Linked DNA regions of Homo sapiens: region 1 is linked to region 2. The links are chromatin loops, found by intact Hi-C in ENCODE. Cell type or tissue: natural killer cell. All regions are shown on one strand. Links, peaks and the distances in the headings refer to the core of each region. The heading gives the core; the rest is flanking DNA.

Region 1 (8,318 bases), core at 222-8,221, 49 kb after region 2:
CCATCCCCGTTTCCTCCCTGTGCTTTGTAGGCGGAGACTAAAACCAAGAAGGCGGCAGAGAGCCTGCGGCGCTCAGTGGAAAAATACAACTCAGCCCGAGCTGACTTTGAGCAGAAGATGCTGGACTCAGCCCTGGTAAGAACCAGGCATCTGTACCTTTAAGACCCACACATGCCTTTGCCCTGGAGGTTATGGACTGCAGAAATCCCAGGCAGGGTGTGGTGGCTCACACCTGTAATCCCAGCACTTTGGGAGGCCGAGGCGGGAGGATCACCTGAGGTCAGGAGTTTGAGACCAGCCTGGCCAACATGGCGAAAGCCTGTCTCTACTAAAAATACAAAATTAGCCGGGCGTAGTGGCAGGTGCCTGTAATCCCAGCTACTCAGGAGGCTGAGGCGGGAGAATCACTTGAACCAGAAGGCGGAGGTTGCAGTGAGCCAAGATCGAGCCATTGTACTCCAGGTTAGGTGATAGAGTGGAACCCTGTCTCGAAAAAATAAAATAAATTCAAGCAGATTGGAATCTGAGGATTAGGAATCAGAACTTTTTTCAAGTTACAAGTGATAGAAGCCTTCATTCAAACCGACAGGTGTATATAAAAAAAAAAAAGAAAAGAAAAGAAAAAGGCTGGGCGCGGTGGCTCATGCCTGTAATCCCAGCACTTTGGGAGGCCGAGGCAGGTGGATCACGAGGTCAGGAGATCGAGACTATCCTGGCTAACACGGTGAAACCCCCTCTCTACTAAAAATACAAAAAAATTAGCCGGGCGTGGTGGTGGGTGCCTGTAGTCCCAGCTGCTCAGGAGGCTGAGGCCGGAGAATGGCGAGAACCCAGGAGGCGGAGCTTGCAGTGAGCCGAGATTGCGCCACTGCACTCCAGCCTGGGCGACAGAGCGAGACTCTGTCTCAAAAAAATAAAAAATAAAATAAAAAATAAAATTTAAAAAAACTGACAAGCTCAGGGAACTGTAAAGTTTTATTTTTGAGTTGTGGAGGTTTCAGTCATAGCTGAATCCATGTGCTCAAATAGTGCTGGCAGGAAATTGTGAATTTCTGCTTCTTTTATTTTTTTGAGATGGGATCTCTCTGTCACTCAGGCTGGAGTGCAGTGGCGTGATCTCAGCTCACTGCAACCTCCGCCTCCTGGGCTCAAGTGATTCTCCTGCCTCAGCCTCCCTAGTAGTTGGGATTACAGGCACGTGCCACCACACCCAGCTAATTTTTGTATTTTTAGTAGAAACGGTTTCACCATGTTGCCCAGACTGGTCTTGAATTCCTGACCTCAGATGATCCACCTGCCTTGGCCTCCCAAAGTGCTGGGATTACAGGCATGATACACCACAGCTGACCACTATTTCTGCTTCTTAAGTCTGTTTTTCTCTCTGGGGACATCACTCCCACACAGACATCCCCTTGTGTGTGTGTGTGTGTGCATGTGTGTGCAAGCATGCACATGTGTGCATCAAACTGGGCACCAGCAACCCCCACTTACATCCCATCAGCACATTGGCTCAGGAATGGAAGTGCCTTTTCCTGTAGAGTCAATGAAAGTCCTAGGGCAGACTCTCATTGGCCCTTCCCCAAATCAATCACTGAGCCAAGGGCTTAGGGTATTCTGATTGGTCAGGCTGAGTCATATGGCCACTTCTTCTTGGCCCTGACCTCCTTTCCACCTGCCTCTGCCCTCCTGCTTCAGCGCTTCCAAGCCATGGAGGAGACACACCTGAGGCACATGAAGGCACTGCTGGGCTCATATGCTCACTCGGTGGAGGACACGCACGTGCAGATTGGGCAGGTGAGTTGGGCAGGTGTGAGGAATGAGGCTGGGGTCACTGCTGGGCAAAGGGGCCTTGACCAGTTACACACCCCGCCCACCCGGCACAGGTGCATGAGGAATTTAAGCAGAACATCGAGAACGTCAGCGTGGAGATGCTACTCAGGAAGTTTGCAGAGAGTAAGGGCACAGGCCGGGAGAAGCCTGGTGAGTCAGGGCAGCCATTGGGGGTCGGGCTTCGGGGCCACAGCTGCAGACAGGCATGTGCCACCATGCCCAGCTAATTTTTTTTTTATTTTTTTATTTTTAATAGAGACGAGGTTTCACCATGTTGGCCAGGCTGGTCTCGAACTCTTGACCTCAGGTGATCTGCCTGCCTCGGCCTCCCAAAGTGCTGGGATTACAGGCGTGAGCCACTGCACATGGCCAGGCCTTGGTTTCTTCATGGGAAAAATGGGCTGCTGACAAGTCCAGCTCTCCAGCCTGATCTTATGTGTAAATGTCTTTGAACCAGATCCCAGAGGAGCCTTGAATGCCAGGCTTGGCTGATCAGACTTCACCCCCAGGGCCTAAGGGAGCCATTGAGGGTTGTTGAGCAAAAGAACAATTTGGGAATGCGCAGATGCAGGACTGGGAAGGAGTTAAGAGCAAAAGTTTTAGAGTGAGACGTGGGTTTGAGTCTTTTCTTCATCGCTTGCTGTGTGACCTAGGACCTGTGCTTTGACTTCTCTGAGCCTCAGTTTCCTCATCTGTAAAGTGAGGATGTAATAATGTTGCAACATTCAGTGATTTCATGCAGGTAAAGGGCAAAGGGTGTGCCAGGCACACAGTAGGCACTCACTAAATGCTGGTATACAGTTACGTCCTCAAGTCTTGTTAACTAGCAAAACCTGTTCTTTCTCCCTCCTGTCGCTCTGGCTCAGGCCTGGCTCAGGTCTCCCCTCCCTGCATGGGGCCCCACTCTTGCCCTTCACAGGCCCCAGATCTGTTTTGTCCTCCTCCTGCTCACACACCTTCCATGGCTCCCCATTGTTCTTGGGAGAGAGTTCCCACTCCTTATCCTGTCACTCAAAGCCCAGCCCACTGCACAGACGCATGGTCCATTCCCCGACCCAACCCAAGTTCCAGCCACAAATGCTGGAAGTATGTAGAAGTAGCTCATGTCACCCCCTGCGGTGGCACTGCCCTGCTGGAACCAGACCAGCCCCTTGGTCCATCCCACTTCTGATGATGTGGGGCTGGTTCTTGTCCGGGAACCTGATGGACCTTGAGTTCAGATCCAGGTGCCATTTTGTGGCCAAAAGTGTACTACCCTTTCCAAGCGCAGTCTCCCCACCCTCAATTTAGTTTCTTTCTCTCTCTCTCTCTCTTTTTTTTTTTTTTTTAATTTTTTTGAGGCAGAGTCTTGCTCTGTCACCCAGGCTGGAGTGCAGTGGTGCAGTCTCGGCTCACTGCAACCTCCGCCTCCTGGGTTCAAGCGATTCTCCTGCCTCAGCCTCCCCAGTAGCTGGGATTACAGGCGCCTGCCACCATGTCCGGCTTTTTTGTAATTTTAGCAGAGACAGGGTTTCACCATGGTGGCCAGGCTGGTCTTGAACTCCTGACCTCAGGTGATCCGCCCGCCTTAGCCTCCCAAAGTGCTGGGATTACAGGCATGGGCCACCGTGCCCAGCCCCTCAATTGAGTTTCCGTCTCCTGTCTCAGGACCTCTGGACTTCGAGGCATACAGTGCGGCTGCCCTGCAGGAAGGCAAGTACGTCTGGGCCTGGATGCCCAGGCTGGACCATGGGGGTGAGGGAGGCTGATCTGAATGTGAAAGGAGGCTCACAGTGCTCAGGTGCCCCCCAATCTATCCTCAGCGATGAAACGTTTGCGGGGAGCCAAGGCCTTTCGCCTTCCAGGACTAAGCCGGCGGGAGCGGGAGCCAGAGCCACCTGCAGCTGTGTGAGGAAGCACCCCTGCCCGGTCTGGCCCAGGCTAGACCGAGATCCCCTCCCCTGCCCAGGCTATCCCAGAAGTCCCCTCCTAGGATAGCCCAGGAGTATCCATATTCCAGGCTGGACCAGGATTCCCTCTACCTGAGCTAGACCAGGAGTACCTCTGCCCCCGGCTAGCTCAATATTACCGCTGCCCAAGCTAGTCCAGAATTCTTCCTTTTGCTAGGTTAGGCCAGGAATTGCCTGTCCCAGAGTAACGTAGCATCTTCCCTGCCCAAGCTGGCCCAGGATTGTTCTGTTTGCCAAGGCTAGCCCCGACTTTCCCTATCTTCACAAGGCAGCCCTTCAAATGAGTTCCAGGATTCCTTCCCTCCCAGGCTGTTTGAGAACACTCTCTACTCAGCTAACTTCAGATTCAACCCCCTCCCCAAGCAAGCCCCATGGTCCCACCGCCTCTAGGGCTAGCTCAGGGCAGTATCACAGTCTGGGAGCTGCCCCAGCTTCCATGTCCAGTGTTGGGGGCTGACAGGGGGCACCAGATGGGCTGCGGAAGCTGACACCAACATCTCTTCCTCCATCCCCAGAGATTTCCTGGAGCCCGATTCAGGGGTGAGTGATGTGGGAGGGGTCAGGCTGGGCTACAAGTGGAAGGAGTTTGATCCCACTCTTGGCTCCTAGAGTCCCGATCCCTACTGGAAACTAAAGAGCCGAGATTGAGGGGCGGGCTGGAGCCTGGGGGCTGGGTTCATATCCCACCTCAGCTGCAAAGTCCCATGGACTACGTGGGTGTGAATAATGTCCCTGCCGAAGCTCAGTTTGTCCCAGGAACCTGCCCACACACCCAGGGAAGACAGTCGTTGCCATCAGGGTTGGTTTTGAGGTCTGAGTCAAGGCCTGGGGGCAGGGCGGGGGGCGGTTGGCAGGGTGAGATGGAAGGTTCGATAGTGGGGCGCCTGACTCACTGCTGCCCCCTGACTCCCCTAGACATGTCCAGAGGTGGATGAAGAAGGTTTCACTGTCCGGCCTGATGTGACCCAGAACAATATCCTTCTGGCACCCCCTGGGGGCAGTTGTTGGCACAGCAAGGACAAAATTCTCCGTAATAACCAGTCCACCTTCAGCAGTCCTCTCTGTGTACATCCTGGAGAGAGTCTCCTTTGTGGATGAAGCCAACCTAAATGTAAACACCCACTCTATGGGGTCAGCACTGGGCAAGAGGGAGAGAGAAAAGGAGATCTAGCAGGGCTTCCTGGAGGAGGGGGCACCAGTGTTGGGGTTTTGCAGCCGAATAGGAGTTTGCCAGTTAGTTCTGGGCATGCTTGTGCAAAGGCTTCTCGGGGGGGGTGGGAGTGCTGGTGGGACATGGTGTCAGGACTGAAGGTGGCGCGTGGTGAGCGATGGGATTGGGCAGGACCTCGAAGGGTTTGAGCAGGGAGGGACGAGGCTGGATTGGAGAGCTGACTGGGGGAAAGCTTGTGTTGGGATTGGCTTGGACCTTGACTGCAGCCCACGCACGGCCGAGCCCTCCCGTTTCTCGTCCAGCGACTCCGACTTCGACGATGAAGAGCCCCGCAAGTTCTATGTGCACATCAAGCCTGCCCCGGCCCGGGCTCCAGCCTGCAGCCCCGAGGCAGCAGCGGCACAGCTCAGGGCCACCGCGGGCAGCCTCATCCTTCCTCCTGGCCCAGGGGTGAGGCGTGGGAGGGGTGCCCTGGGTGTTGCTAGAGAGGCTGGCTGGATGCATTCGTGTGTGATGTTGCCCACTTTGTCCACAGGGCACCATGAAACGCCATTCTTCACGTGAGTAGCCTTTGGTCTTCAGAGTGGGGAGGATCCTAAGGAAGGGAGGCTATGGGTTTGGGCTTGAATCATAACTCCGTTTTGTAACTTTGGGCAGGCTGCTTAACCACACTGACCTTCAGTCTCCTTTTCTGTAAAATGAGGTCATTATGAAATTAAGTGAGAGCTGAAAGGGGTAGCTGGGGCCAGGAGAAGCTAGCATCTGGAGACAGGCTCGCTTAGGCTTGAATCCATGTCTGCCTGATTTGCTGATCACCTTGGGCAACTGGCTGGACACCCCCGAGCCTCGGTCCCTTGGTCTGTGGAGTGGGGAGCATTGCAGGCAGGGTGACAAGAAGGCTGAAGGAGGTGCATCTCTTGTAGGGGACGCTGCTGGGAAACCCCAGAGACCTCGGTCTGCCCCCAGAACCAGCAGGTGGGTTCCACACGAGTGGGCAGGTGGGGGCTGTCCCCACCTCCTCCCTCCACCTCCCCATGTCTCCGCCTGGTGTTCTCTTGTCCCGGCTGGGAGTTGACGTCATGCTGGGGTTTTTTTGTTTTTGTTTTTGTTTTGAGACAGAGTCTCACTCTGTCACCCAGGCTGGAGTGCGATTTCAGCTCACTGCAACCTCCACCTCCTGAGTTCAAGCGATTTTCATGCCTCAGCCTCCTAAGTAGCTGAGATTACAGGCACCCACCACCACGCCCAGCTAACTTTTGTATTTTTAGTAGAGACAGGGTTTCACCATGTTGGCCCGGCTGGTCTCGAACTCCTGACCTCAAGTGATCTGCCCACCTCGGCTTGCCAAAGTGCTGGGATTACAGGCATGAGCCCTTGTGCCTGGCCCATGCTGGCTTTTGAGGGACCATTTAGTCATTCATTTGATGAACATTTATTGAGTGCCTGCTGTGTACCTGTGCTGTTCTAGGGTCTGGGTTCTGAGACAGGTCTCCCTTCTCAGAGTCACATTCTAGTGACTCCAGATTTTAAGAATAGCAAATAGGGCCAGGCGTGGCGGCTCACGCCTGTAATTCCAGCACTTTGGGAGGCCAAGGCAGGCGGATCACCTGAGGTCGAGAGTTCGAGACCAGCCTGACCAACATAAAGAAACCCCATCTCTACTAAAAATACAGCATTAGCCAGGCATGGTGGCACATGCCTGTAATCCCAGCTATTCGAGAGGGTGAGGCAGGAGAATCGCTTGAACCTGGGAGGCGGAGCTTGCAGTAAGCCACTGTTGTGCCATTGCATTCCAGCCTGGGCAGCAAGAGGAAACTCCGTCTCAAAAAAAAAAAAAAAAAAAAAAAAAAAGCAAATAAGTTAGAGCATATTCGATACTTCTAAGTGCTACGAAGAAACTAAAGCAGATGACGCGAAGACAGGAGGAGGTGACTTCCCTTGAGGTGGGGTTGGGAACCTCCCTGAGGGGGTGACTTGGAGCTAAGCCCCAAAGAGGAGCTAGGAGGTGACTGTGAAGAGAGCTGGGGAAATGGAACTCCAGACTGGGAACAGGCTGCACACAGTGGCTCACACCTGCAATCCCAGCACTGGCCAAAGCAGCCAGATCACTTGAGGTCAGGAGTTTGGGATCAGGCTGGCCAGCATGGTAAAACCCCGTCTCTGCTAAAAATACAAAAATTAGCCGGGCATGGTGGCAGGTGCCTGTAATCCCAGCTACTCTGGAGGCTGAGGCAGGAGAATCGCTTGAACGCAGGAAGCGGAGGTTGCAGCAAGCTGAGATCGTGCCACTGCACTGCAGCCTGGCCGACAGAGCAAGACTCCGTCTCAAAAAAAAAAAAGACTGGGAACAGCATGTGCAAAGGCCCCAGGGTGGGATGAGGCTTGGGAAAAATAGAAGCAGCCCTCTTGGCCTCACCCTCTCTAGCTGTGCAGAGAGATTGCAGTCAGAGGAGCAGGTGTCCAAGAACCTCTTTGGGCCGCCCCTGGAGTCAGCCTTTGACCACGAAGATTTTACAGGTGATGGGGATAAGGGATTGGAGGGCATGGGTGTGGCCGGAGGGAGGTTGGGTGGGGCCATTGCAGAGTTAGGCCAATGAGGTCCCCTGGAAGCCAGGCTGGAGGGAGGACTAGTCCGTGTAGGGGTGGGCGGGGCCAGAGTGCGCGTGGGAGGGGCCATAGATAGGGTGGGGCCTTGGCCAGTGGGCGGTGACTGAGTGGATGGGCCGGACATTTGTGGAGAGGGAAGTCACCAGAAGGTGTAGCCTTGGGGGCGTGCACAAGGACTTTGAATGGGGGCCCCCCTGACCTTCCCTCGACGTGGCCGTGGCCTGCAGGAGGATGGGCAGGGACTCTGAGTGGGCGAGGGTCGGAGCTGACCGCCCGCTTCCCTCCCCAAGGCTCTAGCAGCCTGGGCTTCACCTCCAGCCCCTCCCCTTTCTCCTCCTCGTCGCCCGAAAACGTGGAGGATTCCGGCCTGGACTCTCCGTCCCACGCGGCACCTGGCCCCTCCCCAGATTCCTGGGTCCCCCGCCCAGGCACCCCGCAGAGCCCGCCCAGCTGTAGGGCGCCACCCCCAGAGGCCAGGGGTATCCGGGCACCGCCTCTGCCAGACTCGCCGCAGCCCCTCGCCTCGTCTCCAGGCCCCTGGGGGCTGGAGGCCTTGGCCGGAGGAGGTGAGTCCAGCGGGCCTGGGCCTGAGAGTTGCTGGAACCCTGGGCGGGGGATTGAGCGCCTGCTTTGGGCAGGGCCTGATCAGGCTGCTGGAGACACAGCCAGGACCAGGCAGGCAGAACCTCCCACCGTTGCAGGGACAACAATGAGATGGACATTTAGCAAGGCAGGCGGTAGCGGGTGCCAGGTGGGGGCCC
Region 2 (8,318 bases), core at 38-8,037:
CTCGCCTGTAATCCCAACACTTTGGGAGGTCAAAGTGGGAGGATTTTTTGAGGTCAGGAGTTCAAAACCAGCTGGGGCAACATGGTGAAACCCTGTCCCTACTGAAAATGCAAAAATGAGCTGGACCTGGTGGTGCACACCTGTAGTCCCAGCTACTCAGGAGCCCGAGGAGGGAGGATCGCTTTTACCCAGGAGGCAGAGGCTGCAGTGAGCTAAGATTGTGCCACTGCACTTCAGCCTGGGCAACAGAGCGAGACCCTGTCTCAAAAAAATAAACTTAGGCCTGACATGGTGGCTCACACCTATAATCCCAGCACTTTGGAAGGCTGAGGTGGGTGGATCACCTGAGGTCAGGAGTTCGAGACCAGCCTGACCAGTATGGTGACACCCCATCTCTACTAAAAATACAAAAATTAGCTGGTTGTGGTGGCAAGCGCCTATAACCCCAGCTACTTGGGAGACTGAGGTTGGAGAATTGCTTGAACTCAGGAGGCAGAGGTTGCAGTGAGCTGAGATCGTGCCACTACACTTCAGCCTGGGCAATAGAGGGAGATTCCATCTCAAAAAAGAGAGAGAGAGAGAGGGAGGGAGGGAGGGAGGGGGAGAGGGAGGGAGAGAGAGAGAGAAAGGAAAGAGAAAGCTAAATGTGATAAGGGCGAGAGAGAGAGAAAGGGAAAAGAAGGAAAGAAAGGAAAGAAAGTTAAATGTGATAAGGGCTGGCAACACTGGAGGGTCTCTGCCTCTCAAGACTCAGCCTTGTTCACAGTTCAGTCCTGCCTCAGGGGCCTTGGCTGGTGCTGTACCCTGGTCCGGGTTGGCCCTCACCGGCCCCCACCCCGGCTCTGGCTCCTTGCCACCCCCCTCTCACAGTACTGATGTTTAAAACACATACGGGCCCTGGGGGACAGAGCAGGGTCAGGATCCCAGAAACAGCCCTACTTCAGCCCCGGCCCTTATGCTGCCCCACCCCTAGCTGAGTCCTGCCTCAGGACCTTTGCTCCGGATGTACCCTCGTCCACGTTCGCCCTCATTGGCCCTCCTCGAGCTCTGGCTCTCTGTCTGAAAAATAAATGTGGCCGGATGGGTGCAGTGGGTCAAGTCTGTAATCCCAGCACTTTGGGAGGCCGAGGCAGGCGGATCACCTGAGGTCAGGAGTTTGAGACCAGCCTGACCCACATGTTAAAACCCCGTCTCTACTAAAAATTGAAAAAATTAATGGGGCGTGGTGGCGTGTGCCTGTAATCCCAGCTACTCGGGAGGCTGAGGCAGGAGAATTGCTTGAACCCAGGAGGCGGAGGTTGCAGTGAGCCCAGGTTGCACTGTTGCACGCCAGCCTGGGCAACAAGAGCAAAACTCCGTCTCAAAAAAAAAGAAAAGAAAAAGGCCGGGCGCGGTGGCTCACGCCTGTAATCCCAGCACTTTGGGAGGCCGAGGCAGGCGGATCACGAGGTCAGGATATGGAGACTATCCTGGCTTACACGGTGAAACCCTGTCTCTACTAAAAATACAAAAACTTAGCCGGGTGTGGTGGCGGGCACCTGTAGTCCTGGCTACTCGGGAGGCTGAGGCAGGAGAATGGCGTGAACCCGGGAGGAGGAGCGGAGCTTGCAGTGAGCAGAGATTGCACCACTGCCCTCCAGCCTGGGCGACAGAGCGAGACTCCGTCTCACAAAAAAAAGAAGAAAATGGTGGCATCACTCCCAGGGGTGACAGCTGCAAACCAGGCCCTGCGCACGATGGGGCCCTCTGGTTACTGCCTCTCTTAGGCCAGCTGGGGTGGTTTGAGTTTCTCTTTCTTGCCTGGTCCTGACCTGCAGCTCTGCCGTGCGCCTGTTAATCTCCATATGATCCCTGGGTGGGTTCCCAGAGGGGTTCATGTTCCCTGAGGGTCACACGGGGAGGCAGGATTTGACTCCGGGACGGCCTGATTCCCCCACAGGCCAGCGGAGCCTGCACCACCGTGGAGACAACCTGGAGACCCTGGTCCTCCTGAACCCATCAGACAAGTCCCTGTATGATGAGGTAGGGAATGGCTGACGTCCTGGAGGGGGCGGGCTGCTGGGACCCGTGCCTTCTCTGTCTTCCTGTCTCGTGTCCTTGTCTTCATGCTGCCCCAGATCCTCTCAAGACACCCGGCACCACACTTCTTCGCCCACGAAGCCTTCCCTGTGGCTTCAGCCTCCGCTTCTTCCCTCCTCTGGGGTGGGAGCAGAAAAGCCTGGACTTTGGGAGGGAGGGGAGGGTAAGCACTCCCAGCTCAGGGCCCAGGACAGCGTGGGTCTGGAGGTGGGAAGGCCAGAGCAGACAGGTTTTCCTCCTGTGGGTTCCCTCCGGCTAGGCCCCAGGAGTTGTCTGAATCGACTCACTAACATTAACCAGCTTGTGGCCATCTGTACTCTACCAATTATACATCCGGAAGATGAACCAGACAGAGCCCTGGGGCATCCCACTACAGACCTTCTTACAGGTTGATTCCTTGGATCAACTTTTCCCTTTTGTTCCCTTGAGGGGCTCTCAGTCTTTAAGAGACAGAGTGAGACACAGACACCCCCAGCCCTGTGGCATCAGGGCTGGGCTGGAGGGAGAGGTGGACTAGAGAGAGCCCAGAAAGGGCAAGTAGTGCCTTCAGGAGGAAGGGACATCAGAGCTGGGCTTTGTAGGATGAATAGGAGTTTGCTAGGGTTGCTCCAGGGCCCAGCAGGAGACCTGGAGACTGCCTTCGTAGCTAGTTGAGCACTGGGCTGGTCGTGGGGTGAGGACAGGAGAGGGGTGGTTATGTATCGACTCGAGGCTACCCCAAAGAGGACTGCTGGATACGTCACTGCACAGAACGGGTCCTTTAGTGTTCACCCCCTCCCTCAGCTCCGGAACCTTCTGTTGGACCCTGCCTCTCACAAGCTACTGGTGTTGGCTGGGCCCTGCCTGGAGGAGACGGGGGAGCTGCTGCTACAGACAGGGGGCTTCTCGCCTCACCACTTCCTCCAGGTCCTGAAGGACAGAGAGGTAAGCCACCCCTTTGCCATCCCCTGCTTCCCCAGCTCTGAATCCTGACTGGGGTGTATCAGGCTGTGTGGCACCAGCGACCTGCTGTTTTCCATGGCCTGGTCTCCCCATCCTCTGTAGGATGGCAGTGGTGACACATGCCTCCTGGCTGTCTGGGGTCAGTCCCATTGCCCGCGAAAGGGTGTGGTGTGAGCTGAGTTTGTAGGTCAGCAGATGTCCCAAAGTCCTGATGAGGGATGGAGCCAAATGGGTCCTTCCTGGTGCCCGCAGTCTGGGTAGGACACATGGGCAAAATGGCAAACCTCACTTTCACATTGTAGTGGGGCACTTAAAAATGGTGAGAAAAGGTTCAGTAGACAGGTGGGGCGTGGAGAGTCTCCTTGGAGGGAGCTGTGCCCTGGGAGGAGAGAATGGTGAGTGTAAAGGCCCTGGGGCAGGGAGGCATTTGAAGGGGAGGGAGAGACAGGAGGTGAGGCCAGATCAAAGAGCCTTGTGGCGCTGGAGAGGGTTGGGTTTTGGCGGGAGGGCCCTGAGGAGCAGGCCCTGGGGGAAAGGATGAGGGTGTCCTCGCCCAGTTTTCCCACCGGGCTAGGTGTTGCCTGGCTCTAGGTGGTCCCTTACCACTCCTCCTCCATACAGATCCGGGACATCCTGGCCACCACGCCCCCACCTGTGCAGCCGCCCATACTCACCATCACCTGCCCCACCTTCGGTGACTGGGCTCAGCTGGCACCCGCTGTGCCTGGCCTTCAGGGGGCGCTCCGGCTCCAGCTGCGGCTGAACCCCCCGGCGCAGCTGCCCAACTCTGAGGGCCTGTGCGAATTCCTGGAGTACGTGGCTGAGTCTCTGGAGCCACCGTCCCCCTTCGAGCTGCTGGAGCCCCCGACCTCCGGGGGCTTCCTCAGGCTGGGCCGGCCCTGCTGCTACATCTTCCCTGGAGGCCTCGGGGATGCCGCCTTCTTCGCCGTCAATGGCTTCACTGTGCTGGTCAACGGTGGCTCAAACCCCAAGTCCAGTTTCTGGAAGCTGGTGCGGCACCTGGACCGCGTGGATGCCGTGCTGGTGACCCACCCTGGCGCCGACAGCCTCCCCGGCCTCAACAGCCTGCTGCGGCGCAAACTGGCGGAGCGCTCCGAGGTGGCTGCTGGTGGGGGCTCCTGGGACGACAGGCTGCGCAGGCTCATCTCCCCCAACCTGGGGGTCGTGTTCTTCAACGCCTGCGAGGCCGCGTCGCGGCTGGCGCGCGGCGAGGATGAGGCGGAGCTGGCGCTGAGCCTCCTGGCGCAGCTGGGCATCACGCCTCTGCCACTCAGCCGCGGCCCCGTGCCAGCCAAACCCACCGTGCTCTTCGAGAAGATGGGCGTGGGCCGGCTGGACATGTATGTGCTGCACCCGCCCTCCGCCGGCGCCGAGCGCACGCTGGCCTCTGTGTGCGCCCTGCTGGTGTGGCACCCCGCCGGCCCCGGCGAGAAGGTGGTGCGCGTGCTGTTCCCCGGTTGCACCCCGCCCGCCTGCCTCCTGGACGGCCTGGTCCGCCTGCAGCACTTGAGGTTCCTGCGAGAGCCCGTGGTGACGCCCCAGGACCTGGAGGGGCCGGGGCGAGCCGAGAGCAAAGAGAGCGTGGGCTCCCGGGACAGCTCGAAGAGAGAGGGCCTCCTGGCCACCCACCCTAGACCTGGCCAGGAGCGCCCTGGGGTGGCCCGCAAGGAGCCAGCACGGGCTGAGGCCCCACGCAAGACTGAGAAAGAAGCCAAGACCCCCCGGGAGTTGAAGAAAGACCCCAAACCGAGTGTCTCCCGGACCCAGCCGCGGGAGGTGCGCCGGGCAGCCTCTTCTGTGCCCAACCTCAAGAAGACGAATGCCCAGGCGGCACCCAAGCCCCGCAAAGCGCCCAGCACGTCCCACTCTGGCTTCCCGCCGGTGGCAAATGGACCCCGCAGCCCGCCCAGCCTCCGATGTGGAGAAGCCAGCCCCCCCAGTGCAGCCTGCGGCTCTCCGGCCTCCCAGCTGGTGGCCACGCCCAGCCTGGAGCTGGGGCCGATCCCAGCCGGGGAGGAGAAGGCACTGGAGCTGCCTTTGGCCGCCAGCTCAATCCCAAGGCCACGCACACCCTCCCCTGAGTCCCACCGGAGCCCCGCAGAGGGCAGCGAGCGGCTGTCGCTGAGCCCACTGCGGGGCGGGGAGGCCGGGCCAGACGCCTCACCCACAGTGACCACACCCACGGTGACCACGCCCTCACTACCCGCAGAGGTGGGCTCCCCGCACTCGACCGAGGTGGACGAGTCCCTGTCGGTGTCCTTTGAGCAGGTGCTGCCGCCATCCGCCCCCACCAGTGAGGCTGGGCTGAGCCTCCCGCTGCGTGGCCCCCGGGCGCGGCGCTCGGCTTCCCCACACGATGTGGACCTGTGCCTGGTGTCACCCTGTGAATTTGAGCATCGCAAGGCGGTGCCAATGGCACCGGCACCTGCGTCCCCCGGCAGCTCGAATGACAGCAGTGCCCGGTCACAGGAACGGGCAGGTGGGCTGGGGGCCGAGGAGACGCCACCCACATCGGTCAGCGAGTCCCTGCCCACCCTGTCTGACTCGGATCCCGTGCCCCTGGCCCCCGGTGCGGCAGACTCAGACGAAGACACAGAGGGCTTTGGAGTCCCTCGCCACGACCCTTTGCCTGACCCCCTCAAGGTCCCCCCACCACTGCCTGACCCATCCAGCATCTGCATGGTGGACCCCGAGATGCTGCCCCCCAAGACAGCACGGCAAACGGAGAACGTCAGCCGCACCCGGAAGCCCCTGGCCCGCCCCAACTCACGCGCTGCCGCCCCCAAAGCCACTCCAGTGGCTGCTGCCAAAACCAAGGGGCTTGCTGGTGGGGACCGTGCCAGCCGACCACTCAGTGCCCGGAGTGAGCCCAGTGAGAAGGGAGGCCGGGCACCCCTGTCCAGAAAGTCCTCAACCCCCAAGACTGCCACTCGAGGCCCGTCGGGTGAGTACTGGAGCTGGGGCCCTGGGCTGGGTTAGCAGCTGCTTAGGCTGGAGAGCATAGCTCGTCCCCCTGTTTTTACATTTTCAGTTTTTTTAAAAGAGATGGTCTCACTCTGTCTCTGAGCTGGAGTGCAGTGGTGTGGTCACAGCTCATTGCAGCCTTGAACAATGGGGCTCAAGCCACCCTCCCACCTCAGCCTCTCCAGTAGCTGGGACTACTGGCACCGCCACTACCCCTGCCTAATTTTAAAGTTTTTGGTAGAGATAGGGTCTTACTATGTTGCCTGGGCTGATTTCAAACTCCTGGCCTCAAGCTGTGTGCCCACCTCAGCCTCCCAAAGTGTTGGGATGACTGGCGTGAGCCACGGTGCCCTGCCAGTTCTGTTCTTTTTTTTTTTTTTGAGACAGAATTTCGTTCTTGTTGCCCAGGCAAGAATGCAATGGCACGATCTTGGCTGACTGCAACCTCTGACTCCCGGGTTCAAACAATTCTCCTGTCTCAGCCTCCCGAGTAGGTGGGATTACAGGTGCCTGCCACCACGCCTGGCTAATTTTTGTATTTTTAGTAGAGTTGGGGTTTCACCATGTTGGCCAGGCTGGTCTCGAACTCCGGACCTCAGGTGATCTGCCCACCTTGGCCTCCCAAAGTGCTGGGATTACAGGCATGAGCCACTGCACCCAGCCAAGTCCTCCTGTTCGTAATTACTTCGTGACCTCAGCCGTGCCCACCTCTCCGGGGCTCAGTTTCTCCTGTGAAATGGAAACTGACCTCAGTGTTGAAGCACTTGCCATTCTGAGGTGCCTGGACAGGTGAGCACGTATGCCAACTGTGGGTTTCTAGAAGCCACAATAAGTAAAATGAAACAGTTGAAAATTTAAATAGCGTATTTTATGTAACTGATTGGTTAGGAGGACCCGGCCTATGGTTGCACTCATAGCAGAGCAAAATCAGCAAAGAGAAAAGGCACATAGGGTGAAGTCCAAAGGAAACCAGGCAGAAGCTTCCAGAATCCTCTCCCAGTGGGGCTGCACACCACAGGCTTCATTTCTCCAGTAGCAAGTTGTAACAGTGTGTCCCTCATGGAAGCTCATTAGACACAGCATGCCCAGGTTTCCTATTGGGCCATTACATAGGCATCTTCTGCCTGGCACCCACACTCTAGACTCCCCAAAAAGGAGAAATCAGGTGTGTGGTCCAGTCCAGGCACAGGGAGCCCCTCTCAGACAGGGAATGGTGGGAACCCTCTGCCTAAGATCCAAATTCCCAGAGACCAGCCAAAGGCTCACATTTTAAGCAGGCCTTGCTGAGAGGAGGGTCTCTGGCCTGCTGTGCTGTTCTTTGTTTTTTTTCTGAGACAGAGTCTCACTCTGTCATCCAGGCTGGAGTGCAGTGGCGCAAACATGGCTCACTGCAGCCTCGACCTCCTGGGTTCAAGCAACCCTCCCACCTCAACCTCCCGAACAGGTGGGACCACAGACACGCACCATAACGGCCAGCTAATTTTTTTTTGAGATGGAGTCTTGCTCTGTCACCAGGCTGGAGTGCAGTGGTGCGATCTGAGCTCACTGCAACCTCTACCTCCCGGGGTCAAGCGATTCTCCTACCTCAGCCTCCCAAGTAGCTGAGATTACAGGCATGCGCAACCATGCCCAGCTAATTTTTGTATTTTTAGTAGAGATGGGGTTTCACCATGCTGGTCAGGCCGGTCTCGAACTCCTGGCCTCGTGATCTGCCCGCCTCGGCCTCCCAAAGTACTGGGATTACAGACGTGAGCCACTGTGCCCAGCCTACGCCCAGCTAATTTTAAAATTTTTCAGTAGCACTGGGGTCTCACTATGTTGCCCTGGCTGGTCTTGAACTCCTGAACTCAAGTGATCCTTTGGCCTCGGCCTCCCAAAGTGCTGGGATTATAGGCATAAGCCACCACGCCCGACTCAACGTTTAATTTTGGATGAACCGCCAGACTGTTTTCCACAGCAGCTGCTTGACGCTAGCCAGTCTAATGGGTGTGAGGTGGGATCTCATTGTGGTTTTGATTTCCATGTCCCTAATGATTAGTGATGTTGCATCTTTTCATATGCCTATTGGCCATTTGTCTGTCTTCTTTGGAGAAATGTCTATTCAATTCCTTTGCTCATTTTAAAATTTTGTTTTACTTTTTAGAGACAGGGTCTCGGTCTGTTACCCATGCTGGAGTGTAGTGCAAACACAGCTCATTATAGCCTCAACTTCCTGGGCTCAAGTGATCCTCCCAGCTCAGCCTCCCAAGTAGCTGGGACTACACAGGTGCATGCCATCGTGCCTGGCCAATTGTTTAATGTTTTGTAGAGAT

What was found. A loop is a pair of places that touch in the nucleus more often than their neighbours do. Peaks named below come from ENCODE experiments on the same cell type or tissue, not always from the same donor. Only the 100,000 strongest peaks of a DNase experiment are listed, where the experiment ranks them.
Region 1: it touches region 2 in a loop (11-fold over the local background); 15 of 110 quality-filtered maps call a loop at or near these places.

Annotation. Positions count from the first base shown.
Region 1 is chr19:17,770,762-17,779,079 of GRCh38, forward strand. FCHO1 (FCH and mu domain containing endocytic adaptor 1) reads left to right here. Exons shown (of 29, transcript NM_015122.3): 9 at 31-135; 10 at 1,696-1,794; 11 at 1,884-1,980; 12 at 3,478-3,522; 13 at 3,633-3,717; 14 at 4,295-4,319; 15 at 4,695-4,752; 16 at 5,222-5,400; 17 at 5,486-5,510; 18 at 5,874-5,925; 19 at 7,376-7,467; 20 at 7,848-8,123. Among named protein-coding and RNA genes, the nearest start is that of B3GNT3, 20 kb to the right of the region's middle. RefSeq lists an enhancer at 5,666-6,005. In natural killer cell, for the core only: no CTCF peak of the experiment used is centred there; DNase peaks (open chromatin) are centred at 4,770 and 7,630; H3K27ac peaks cover 1,345 bases.
Region 2 is chr19:17,722,187-17,730,504 of GRCh38, forward strand. MAP1S (microtubule associated protein 1S) reads left to right here. Exons shown (of 7, transcript NM_018174.6): 3 at 1,940-2,022; 4 at 2,863-3,003; 5 at 3,643-5,986. Among named protein-coding and RNA genes, the nearest start is that of MAP1S, 6.9 kb to the left of the region's middle. In natural killer cell, for the core only: a CTCF peak has its summit at 3,724 (motif pointing right); a DNase peak (open chromatin) is centred at 3,765.